3 separate regions of the Homo sapiens genome follow, and regions 1 and 3 are each linked to region 2. The links are chromatin contacts, found by Hi-C or POLR2A ChIA-PET in ENCODE. All regions are on one chromosome and are shown on one strand. Each heading gives the region's core, a stretch centred on a gene start or an enhancer-like site at or near the end of the contact. The rest is flanking DNA. Distances are from core to core; before and after follow the strand shown. Region 1 overlaps MADD (MAP kinase activating death domain). Region 2 has its middle 17 kb from the start of C1QTNF4. Region 3 has its middle 3.2 kb from the start of PACSIN3.

Region 1 (3,429 bases), core at 831-3,330, 310 kb after region 2:
GATTTTCAGCTGGGTGCAGTGGCTCACGCCTGTAATCCCAACACTTTGGGAGGCCAAGGTGGTTGGGATCACCACGTCAGGAGATTGAGACCATCCTGGCTAACATGGTGAAACCCTGTCTCTATTAAAAATACAAAAAATTAGCTGGGTGTGGTGGCATGCACCTATAGTCCCAGCTACTCGGGAGGCTAAGGCAGGAGAATCGCTTGAACCCTGGAGGCGGAGGTTGCAGTGAGCCAAGATTGCACCACTGCACTCCAGCTTGGGTGACAGAGTGAGACTCCAACTTGGGTGACAGAATGAGACTCCATCTCACAAAAAAAAAAAAAAGATTTTCAACTAGATCAGAGGTAGGTAATATCATGCCATTTCACAACACATGAAATAGAGTAAGTAGAGAGGCAACTGATCAAAGGTTATTGGGTAAGACCTAATCAGTGTGACTAAATACCAGTCTCCTGGTTCACAGCCCAATATTTTACTAAATGGATCACGTGACTTTATATAATTTATTTCTTATTAAAACAGCCTTGTTTGAGCAAAAAAATTTAGGTCGCTACACTCAGCAGCTCTGTATAAAGAGCCCTTGCTCACCAGCATAGAACAAATACGAATTTGTCCCAGAAAGATGCCAGAAAAGGTAGCACACTGAAGCTGAATGGCTTCCTGCAAGACCGATACTCCATCATACCTATTTTAATACATTTGGAATTAAAACACACTGGAATAATTTCAAATACTCTTATTAAAGCAGCTCACTTTGGCCAGGCATGATAGCTCACATCTATAGTCCTGGCACTTTGGTAGGATGAAACAGGAGGATCACTTAAGCCCAGAAGTTCAAGACCAGCCTGGGCAACATAGCAAGAACCTGTTTCTACCAAAAAAAAAAAAAAGTATAAAAATCTCAGCCAGGAGGGATGGTGCATGCCTACAGTCCCAGCTACTTGGGAGGCTGAGGTGGGTGGATTGCTTGAGCCCAGAAGTTTGAGGCTGGAGTAAGCCATGACTGCACCAAGCCATGACTGCACCCTGCACTGCAGTCTGGGCACCAGAGCAAGACCTTGTCTCAAAAGTAAATAAATAAACATTTTTAAAAAGTTACAACAAAAAAAAACAGCCTAGGGGAGTAATGTCAGCAAGATGGCCGAGCAGCCCCTAAAGCACATCCCCCTCACAAAGAGAGGTAGAGTAATAAACAGCTATACTTTTAACAAAAATAACTGAGGGAGACTGTGGGGGTGTATCAGAAGGGTGACAGGAATGCTGATGAGCACAGAAACTCAGGATGGCCACATAGAGAACAGATGGCAATATCAGGCCTCCCCCCCATCCCCCTTCCCCCATCTAGGATCAGCTGGGAACAAGGAGGAACTTCTCCCCACAGCAAGGAAGTAAGCAAGACAATTCTAGAAACTGCCACCAGCACCTTGGACACCTACAGACTTCACCACTGGCTTCCCTACAGTCCTCTAGGCACTAAGCCCAGCTGAAGGAGCTGCCTGGAGTCCATACAGCTGTGCTCCCTCCAGAGAAGGAGCCAATACTATGCGCCAGCCCCTGTGGCCTGTGCAGCTACTGTGCTATGCCATCTTGGAAGTGGAGCTACAGTGGGATTGTGTTTTGCTCTGGGGACAGATGGCCACAGCTCCCCTTCATTCCTGAGGCTAAGCCACCAACAAACCACTCTAGCCTGATGTCTTGACAATCTAAGCCAAGCTGTGAGCAGCTATTACATGATTCCCCAAGGGGCCAAGTGGAGGCAGAGCCACTCCACCTACCCCTCCCCACTCCCCTTGGGCTGCAGCTGAAGCAGTACCCTATCCACTATGAAAACAGTACTTAGACTGCTCAGAGCAGTCAGGCCTCCCTGGTGCCTAAGGTGAAGAAGCAATCTGTATCCCAGGAAATGGTGCCTTGGCCACCCAGGGCAGTCATGCATCCTAGCACCTAACTTGAAGCGGCACCCTGCATTCCAATGATACTGTGCCTGGGTCACCCAGAACAGTCATGCCCACACTAGGCCTGTGCTAAAGCAGCACATTGTCCCCAGGGGAATTGGTGGCTGGCCAAGCTGAGCAGCTACGCATTCCAGGGCTGAGCTGACACAGTACCCCATGTCCCAGGAAACAGAGCAGTGGCTGAGCTGAGATACCTTGCCCTAGCCAAACAACTCCAGTACCCTGCTTCCCTGGAACTGGACTTGCCCCTAGAGTCTGAGCTGCTAAGATACCCTCTTCCTGGGGAGTGGAGTCATTGCTGTGCTGCTCCCTGACCCCCAGGGCCCAAATGACAGCTGTGCTCTGCCACGCTGGGGTATTCGCTGCCATTGCACTTGGCTTCACAGAGTCTAGGATACAGCCAAGCCCCACCATCCTGGAGTCTAGAGTCACTACTACATGGTGCCTCATTCCGTGGGACCTGAGCTGCCACTGAGCCCTATTGGCTCAGATCCCTGAATTGCAGCTGTACCCTGCTCCCTAGGCCCAAACCTCCAGAGCACCCCTTCTTCCACAGAGTAAGGCCAGTGCTATGGCCTATCCCCCAGTATTAGAATCACAGTTATGAGCCAGTCCCCTGGGCCTGAGCTGCTAGCGGGTGCCTCAGATCCTGGCTCTGTGGGCAACCTACATCCAACCTTGCCACAGAGAGCAAATCTGTACCCCAATACCCAGGTGCCACAATAGGTTTGTGAGACCCTAAGCCTGGAAACCTGACTCCACAGCTACTCCACGCATCTGTACCTGGAACCCAGTGCCTCTGCAGCTGCTTGTAGGCCATGTCAGTCAGACCTGACACCAAGAGGGATTCTCTTGGCTGAGTCACTCCATTGTGAGGAAAATGAGAATAGGAGGACTCCAAAACTCCTTGACACCAAGGATATTAACAACATATACCACCACTGCCACTGCCACACTTCTATAGCCTAGGACTCTTGAGGCACCCATAGTTATTGCTCATGTTGAATGCAGCTGAAGAAGCTACACAGAAAACATACCACTACATCTATCCAGAAACAGAGTTGCCATACCCTTCCCAACTGGCACACTAAAACCCAACTGCATGTGAAAGTCTTTCTCTATGAAAGCCACTCCAGAGAGTTTGGAAGAAGTGACTGTTCTGCCAGATGTGGGGTATCAACACAGAGACATAAGAAACATGAAAAAAACAAGGACATATGACTCCACCACAGGAACATAATAACTCTTTGGTAATAGACCCCAATGAAAAGGAAATCAATTAATTGCCAGAAAATAAATTAAAAGTAATGATCTTAAGGAAATGCAATGAGATACAAGAAAATACAGATAGATGATTCAACAAAATCAGAAGAACAGTTCATGATATGAATTAGAAATTCAACAAAGAGATAAAAATCATAACAAAAAAACAGAAATCTTGCAGCTGAATAATTCAATGAACAAAGTT
Region 2 (3,218 bases), core at 124-2,623:
ACATCTGTAGTCCCAGCTACTTGGGAGGCTGGGGCCAGAGAAACCTGAGCCCAGGAGTTTGAGGCTGCGGTGAGCTATCATTGTGCCACTGCACTCCAGCCTGGGTGACAGAGCAAGATCTTGACTTAAAGGAAAAAGTCACATGTGACATCTCATTTTATATTTTTCCCCCTTCTATTCATCTCTCATCTTATTTTTCCCTTTAAACTTGAAAGGAGTCAGAATCTTGCACTCTGATTTTTGCCCTGGAGGGGAAGTTGCCAGTGAGAGATTCTTTTACCACCAACCAAAAATTAGCACTTCTTTTTTTTTTTTTTTTTGAGATAGGGTCTCACTCTGGTTGCCCAGGCTGGACTGAAGTGTAGTGGTGCAGTCTCAGCTCACTGCAGCCTCCACTTCCCAAGCTCAGATGATTCTCCCACCTCAGCCTCCCAAGTAGCTGGGATTACAAGTGTGCGCCACCACATCTGGCTAATTTTTTTTTTGAGATGGAGTCTTGCCCTGTTGCCCAGGCTGGAGTGCAGTGGCACGATCTCGGCTCACCGCAACCTCTGCCTCCCAGGTTCACACCATTCTGCGTCAGCCCCCAAGTAGCTGGGACTACAGGTGCCCGCCACCACGCCCGGCTAATTTTTTTGTATTTTTAGTAGAGACGGGGTTTCACTGTGTTAGCCAGGATGGTCTTGATCTCCTGACCTCATGATCCGCCCATCTCAGCCTCCCAAAGTGCTGGGATTACAGGCGTGAGCCACCGCGCCCGGCCCACACATCTGGCTAATTTTTTTTTGTATTTTTAGTAGAGACAGGGTTTGCTATATTGTTGCCCAGGCTGGTCTTGAACTCCCGGACTCAAGCCATCTGCCTACCTAGGCCTCCCAGAGTGCTGGGATTACTGGTGTAAGCCACTATGCCTGGCCAAAAAATAGCTTCTTTTCAGGAGACTATCTTGGCTAAGAATGAGGATTAATTTTCTAAAGTGAGTGAAAGTTTTCCTTCTATCCAATCTTCCCCATATGACAGCTTCCTCATACATTTGCTGTCTAGAGAGAGGTCCTAGGGAGACCCCTTCCAGTGCATGAGTTAAGTGTTCTGGTCGCCAGTGTCCCATGATTATAAGATGGAATTGCAAAGAGCCCATCTTGCCTTGGTCTAAGTAGAGTCCTCTGTACTCTGGGCACCAAATCTCTTGTCTGGAACTAAGCAGATTTTGCATGAAAACTGTAATTGCTCTGGAATCATCTTATTGCAACTCTGAAAAAGAATGTTTTTAAGTAGATTCCGATCAGTACCATACCACAATACGGTTAGAGGTTGGTACTTGAGAGAGTGGAAGAAGAGGAAGAGAAACCAGTGTGACCTGCAGATGTTATTCAGGACTCAGCAGCTTCCTGAGAGGCAGCAAATAAGGAAACAAATCTTGTCCTCTCTCCAAGTCTCCAAGATGACACGTGGACGAAAGAAAAGTTTGTAACACCAGCCTCTGCCTCGCCAAGGCAGCCAAGAGAATGGACTATTCCCTGGCAGTGCCACATTTCCATGGAAAATCTATTAGGTATTGCTTTTATTTCCACACAGAGTAGCATGAAGAGCCAGAGGTTGGATAAGGACAAGCCAGCACTGCACCTACTCTGGCTGGCCATCTAGCCGGGGCCCTGCCCTTCTGGCATCAGACTGGTGAGAGTGTCCTTTGGCTGGAAAAAAGACAGAGGGTGAAGATGGAAACAACAGAACCATGCCTCACCTCAGACTGCTCACTTTTTGCTGGAATCTCATGCCTTTCCTCCCCCTGAGGGGCTCACATTTAGAGTTTATAAATGCAACTGTCAGTCATTAAGTGAGTAGCTTGGGCAGAGTTCTGTGCGAGGGGCAGCAGAGGATGCAAAGGCCTATAATCTCCCTGTCCTCTTTGGCGCTTACTGTCCACTGACAGGGAGGCAGAATGACAAGAACATAAAACTCTAGGAGTATTGGAGGATTAAGTGAAACCATATGTACAACAGTGAGGCCTGGTGCCCTGAAAGAAGGTATTCGTTGAAGCTCTTTTAACACTCTCTGATGATGGTTCTACAAAGCAGGATACGGCATGAGAAGCCGGAACCAAGCACCATGGGATGCACAGAGAGAAAGCTTACATCCATTTGGGGAGATCAGAGACTTCATGAAGAAGCGGCTCCGATTGTGGCTTTGTCAGGATAGTGGGGATCTTGGGTGGCAGGATGATGGGATGGCAGCAATTTCTAGCTGTCACTAGCTGTGAGACCTTGGGAAAGTTGGTCATTTTAAGCCTCAGGCTCCTCATGTCTAGAATGCAAAGTAATACTCATTACAGTTTTCTTTTCTTTTTGAGACGGAGTTTTGCCCTTTCGCCCAGGCTGGAGTGAAGTGGCTCGATCTCGGCTCACTGCAACCTCTGCCTCCTGGGTTCAAGTGATTCTCATGCCTCAGCCTCCTGAGTAGCTGGGATTACAGGCACGTGCCATCACACCCGGCTAACTTTTGTATTTTTAGTAGAGACGGGGTTTTGCCATGTTACCCAGGCTGGTCTCAAACTCCTGACCTCAGGTGATCCACCCTCCTCGGCCTCCCAAAGTGCTAGGATTACAGGGATGAGCCACCATGCCCACCCTAGAGTATTAGATTTAGTACCATGTCTGGCATAGAGTAAATATTTGGTATGTGATAGTTATTAGAATTTTAAGAATTAGAAGGGAGGGGCTACTTTCCAAGTATAGACAATAATATGGGCAAAGTTACGGCGTTAGTAAAGGCTAAAGCATTTGGAGGCAAGTGGAATTGCATCTCTTACTGTCCTAACCTTTCTTCAAAGCTGGATTTCTGCCATATAATGAGCACCTAGAACAGGGACTGGCACATGGTAGAGACTCCACAGATGTGTGTTGAACAAAGTCAGCTGCCTCCTAGCTGTATCCACTGAATATCCACTGAATGTCCTTGAGGATCCCCAAACTGAGTTACATCTCAAGCCCTCTTCCCAAGCCTGTGGTGGTACTTGCACTCTAAATTCTATTATAAACACAGCATTATGCCCCTATTCCCCAAGCTAGAAACCCTGGAGATGAGTTTGTGTCCTCCCTACCCCTCCCTCTGCTTCTAGAAAATCACTGCTGGATTCTCAGAAACGCCTCTGAATTTGTCACCTCCCTTTCTTTCCCGTCGCCTTTAGGCATCATCTCTGCTCAGCTGTTGCTGCAGCCTCT
Region 3 (3,134 bases), core at 612-3,111, 420 kb after region 2:
CAATTTTAATAAATTGATTACCAGTTGTTAAAAAAATTTTTTTTTAATTAAAAGTTTATGTTTTCTCTTTTTTTTTTGAGACGGAGTTTCGCTCTTGTTGCCCAGGCTGGAGTGCAATGGAGCAATCCCAGCTCACTACAACCTCCGCCTCCCAGGTTCAAGCAATTCTCCTGCCTCAGCCTCCTGAGTAGCTGGGATTACAGGCATGAGCCACCATGCCCGGCTAATTTTGTATAGTAGAGATGGGGTTTCTCCATGTTGGTCAGGCTGGTCTTGAACTCCCAGCCTCAGGTGATCCACCCAACCTCGGCCTCCCGAAGTGCTGGGATTACAGGCGTGAGCCACTGCACCCGGCAAGTTTATGTTTTCAATAGCCACATTTCAAGTGCTCAACAGTCTCATGCTACTAGTGGCTATCATATTGGCCAGCACAGCTATAGAACATTCCCACCACTGCAGAAAATAATTGGACAGCACTATTTTAGATACAAATACCCACTCGCCCACCCCCCAGTTTTTAATTTTAGTTACATAATTTACACATAGGTACATTCTCATTGTAAATTTTCTAACATTACAAAAATGTCCCTTACCAATTCTAGACCTCTGCCTAAAGATAAACGCCAAAATCAGTATGAAGTATATTTTCTGTGAAGATTTAGTGTGTTTTGCATTTTGCTTTTTTCCCTTGACATCGTCTTGGAGGTCTTCTTATAAGAATACATCTCTTGGCTGGGTGCGGTGGCTCATGTCTGTAATCCCAGCAGTTTGGGAGGCCAAGGCGGGTGGATCATGAGGTCAGGAGTTTGAGCCCAGCCTGACCAACATGGTGAAACCCCGTCTCTACTAAAAATACAAAAATTAGCCAGGCGTGGTGGCACGTGCCTGTAATCCCAGCTACTCAGGAGGCTGAGGCAGGAGAATCGCTTGAACCCGGGAGGTGGAGGTTGCAGTGAGCTGAGATTGCGCCATTACACTCCAGCCTGGGCGACAGAGCAAGACGCCGTCTCGAAAAAAAAAAAAAAAGAATATGTCTCTCTCTACCTTGTTCTTTTTTTTTTTTTTTTTTTTTTTTTGGTTTGTTTTTGTTTGAGATGGAGTTTTGCTCTCGCTTCCCAGGCTGGAGTGCAATGGCGCAATCTCAGCTCACTGCAACCTCCGCCTCCTGGGTTCAAGCGATTCTCCTGTCTCAGCTTCCCAAGTAGCTGGGACTAAAGGCACACGCCACCACACCTGGCTAATTTTTGTATTTTTAGTAGAGAAGGGGTTTCACTTTGTTGGCCAGGCTGGTCTCGAACTCCTGCCTCTAGCTTGTTCTTGAGTTTTTGCAGAGTAATCCACAGCATGAATGAACTTTAGGTTGTTCAACTATTGCCTTCATGATGAACATTTGTTTTCAGTTCTCCCCTGTTGCAAACAGTACTATATGCAAACATCATTGTACCTCTTTCTGCATTTGTACATGTTCGTCCAGGGTAAATACCAAAAAGTAGAATTGCTAGGTCACAAAGTCATATGGTAACACCCCTGGGGCTTGGCACACCCTGAAGCTCCTGCCTAGAATGCCTGTCCACGTGACTAATTCCTACTCATCAAGACCTATCAGTGTCATGTCCTGTGAAAGGCCGTCCCTTCTGCCTGTTTTCTCTCAATACTTCCTATCTGCCTTGCATCATTACGGTACACTTGGACTCTGCCTTATTTAACTTTGTACTCCCAACATTCCTAGCATAGCCTTAGCATGGAGTAAAAACTCAAGTGTTTTCTTGGCTGGGTGAATGAATGCATAAATAAACAAATGAAGGCACAGTGGTTAGGATATTCCAGAAACTCAAGGTGAGTCTGTGAGTGGCGTGAAATCTGGCTATGGACCAATCTGCCCATTGGTACCCTGAGCCAAATGCCTTGCTAGATTTGTCTTTTTTTCTTTTTGAGAGAAAGTTTCCTTCGACCAGGCTGGAGAGCAGTGGCGCAATCTCAGCTACCTAAGCCTCCCGGGTTCAAGCAATTCTCCTGTCTCAGCCTCCCAAGTAGCTGGGACTACAGGCGTCCACGACCACGCCTGCTAGTTTTTTTGTGTTTTTAGTAGAGATGGGGTTTCATTATTGGCCAGGCTGGTCTTGAACTCCTGACCTCAGGTGATCCACCTGCCTCAGCCTCACAAAGTGCTGGCATTACAGGCGTGAGCCACTGTGCCCAGCCTTAGATTTCTGTCATTTTTTTTCTTTTTCTTTTTGAGATGGAGTTTTGTTCTTGTCGCCCAGGCTGGAGTGCAATGGCACGATCTCAGCTCACTGCAACCTCCACCTCCCAGGTTCAAGCGATTCTCCTGCCTCAGCCTCCTAAGTAGCTGGGATTACAGGCACCCGCCACCATGCCCAGCTAATTTTTGTATTTTTAGTAGAGATGGGGTTTCACCATGTTGGCCAGGCTGGTCTCAAACTCCTGACCTCAGATGATCCACCCGCCTCGGCCTCCCAAAATGCTGGGATTACAGGCGTGGGCCACCGCGCCCGACCAGATTTCTGTCTTTATGCAGCCCTCTGTCCACTGACATCTCATCTTGAACTCTGGGTTGAGGACAGCACTGATGGAGCAGTGTGGATGTTAAGGGCTCTGGCCATAGAGCGCAGAATGGGAGCCCTGGGGGTAGCATTAGCTTGGAGCTGGCTTTCCAAAGGCATGTCTGTCTACTTTCAGCTTAGAAGCAGCCCCCTATGCTCTGGGTTTTATTTTGTTGTTTTTTTTCCCCTACAGTACCTCAGGGGCAATTAAGATCAGCTGCAACATTTCTGCTTTCTGCTCCCAGACTTGAGCCCAAGGGAAGCCAGATGTTTTCCAGTCCACATCCCCTTCTCTTTGTGGTCTGATGAACAGCCCTGTTTTCTGAGTCTCTCTATGGCCTGGCTTTCCCAGATCCCACAGCCTGGCTGCCAACTTTATTTTTAATGAGGTTTTAATAGGTGGCTCCTGTAATTAATTTCATTCTTGTGTTTTCACACTTCGGTCTAGGTGCCTAAAGGCCTTCAGGCGCTAGGAGGGATGTTAACTGATTTTAAAGAATACAAAACCCTGTGGCTGTGATTTGCCATTTTCCCAGCTCCTCTGATCTGCAGTTGTTTTTTACAATCATT

What was found. Hi-C counts contacts between places; a loop is a spot of excess contacts on that map. ChIA-PET counts read pairs that join two places held with the same protein, here RNA polymerase II (POLR2A). Pooled maps may share reads with other maps.
Region 1: a loop to region 2 is called in a map of CD14-positive monocyte, with 2.6 times the contacts of the local background. The contact joins two enhancer-like sites. A Hi-C loop is called at or near these places in 1 of 168 maps with a recorded cell type or tissue (CD14-positive monocyte), 1 of 37 single-sample maps with no recorded cell type and 1 of 50 pooled maps. POLR2A ChIA-PET finds 5 or more read pairs at or near these places in 2 of 52 experiments (AG04449 and HEK293T).
Region 3: a pooled map of ovary shows a loop between it and region 2 (2.3-fold over the local background). The contact joins two enhancer-like sites. A Hi-C loop is called at or near these places in 1 of 50 pooled maps.

What each region holds. Positions count from the first base shown.
Region 1 is chr11:47,304,547-47,307,975 of GRCh38, reverse strand. The region is part of intron 24 of MADD (MAP kinase activating death domain); the gene reads right to left. Among named protein-coding and RNA genes, the nearest start is that of MADD-AS1, 34 kb to the right of the region's middle. Within about 2 kb of position 2,080, at least 11 of the 41 ENCODE cell types and tissues checked have a DNase peak (open chromatin) inside an H3K27ac peak, as active enhancers do.
Region 2 is chr11:47,609,831-47,613,048 of GRCh38, reverse strand. It overlaps a transcript of MTCH2 not described here. Among named protein-coding and RNA genes, the nearest start is that of C1QTNF4, 17 kb to the right of the region's middle. RefSeq lists an enhancer at 1,115-1,164. Within about 2 kb of position 1,373, at least 3 of the 41 ENCODE cell types and tissues checked have a DNase peak (open chromatin) inside an H3K27ac peak, as active enhancers do.
Region 3 is chr11:47,188,043-47,191,176 of GRCh38, reverse strand. It overlaps the pseudogene RPS20P26. Among named protein-coding and RNA genes, the nearest start is that of PACSIN3, 3.2 kb to the right of the region's middle. Within about 2 kb of position 1,861, at least 7 of the 41 ENCODE cell types and tissues checked have a DNase peak (open chromatin) inside an H3K27ac peak, as active enhancers do.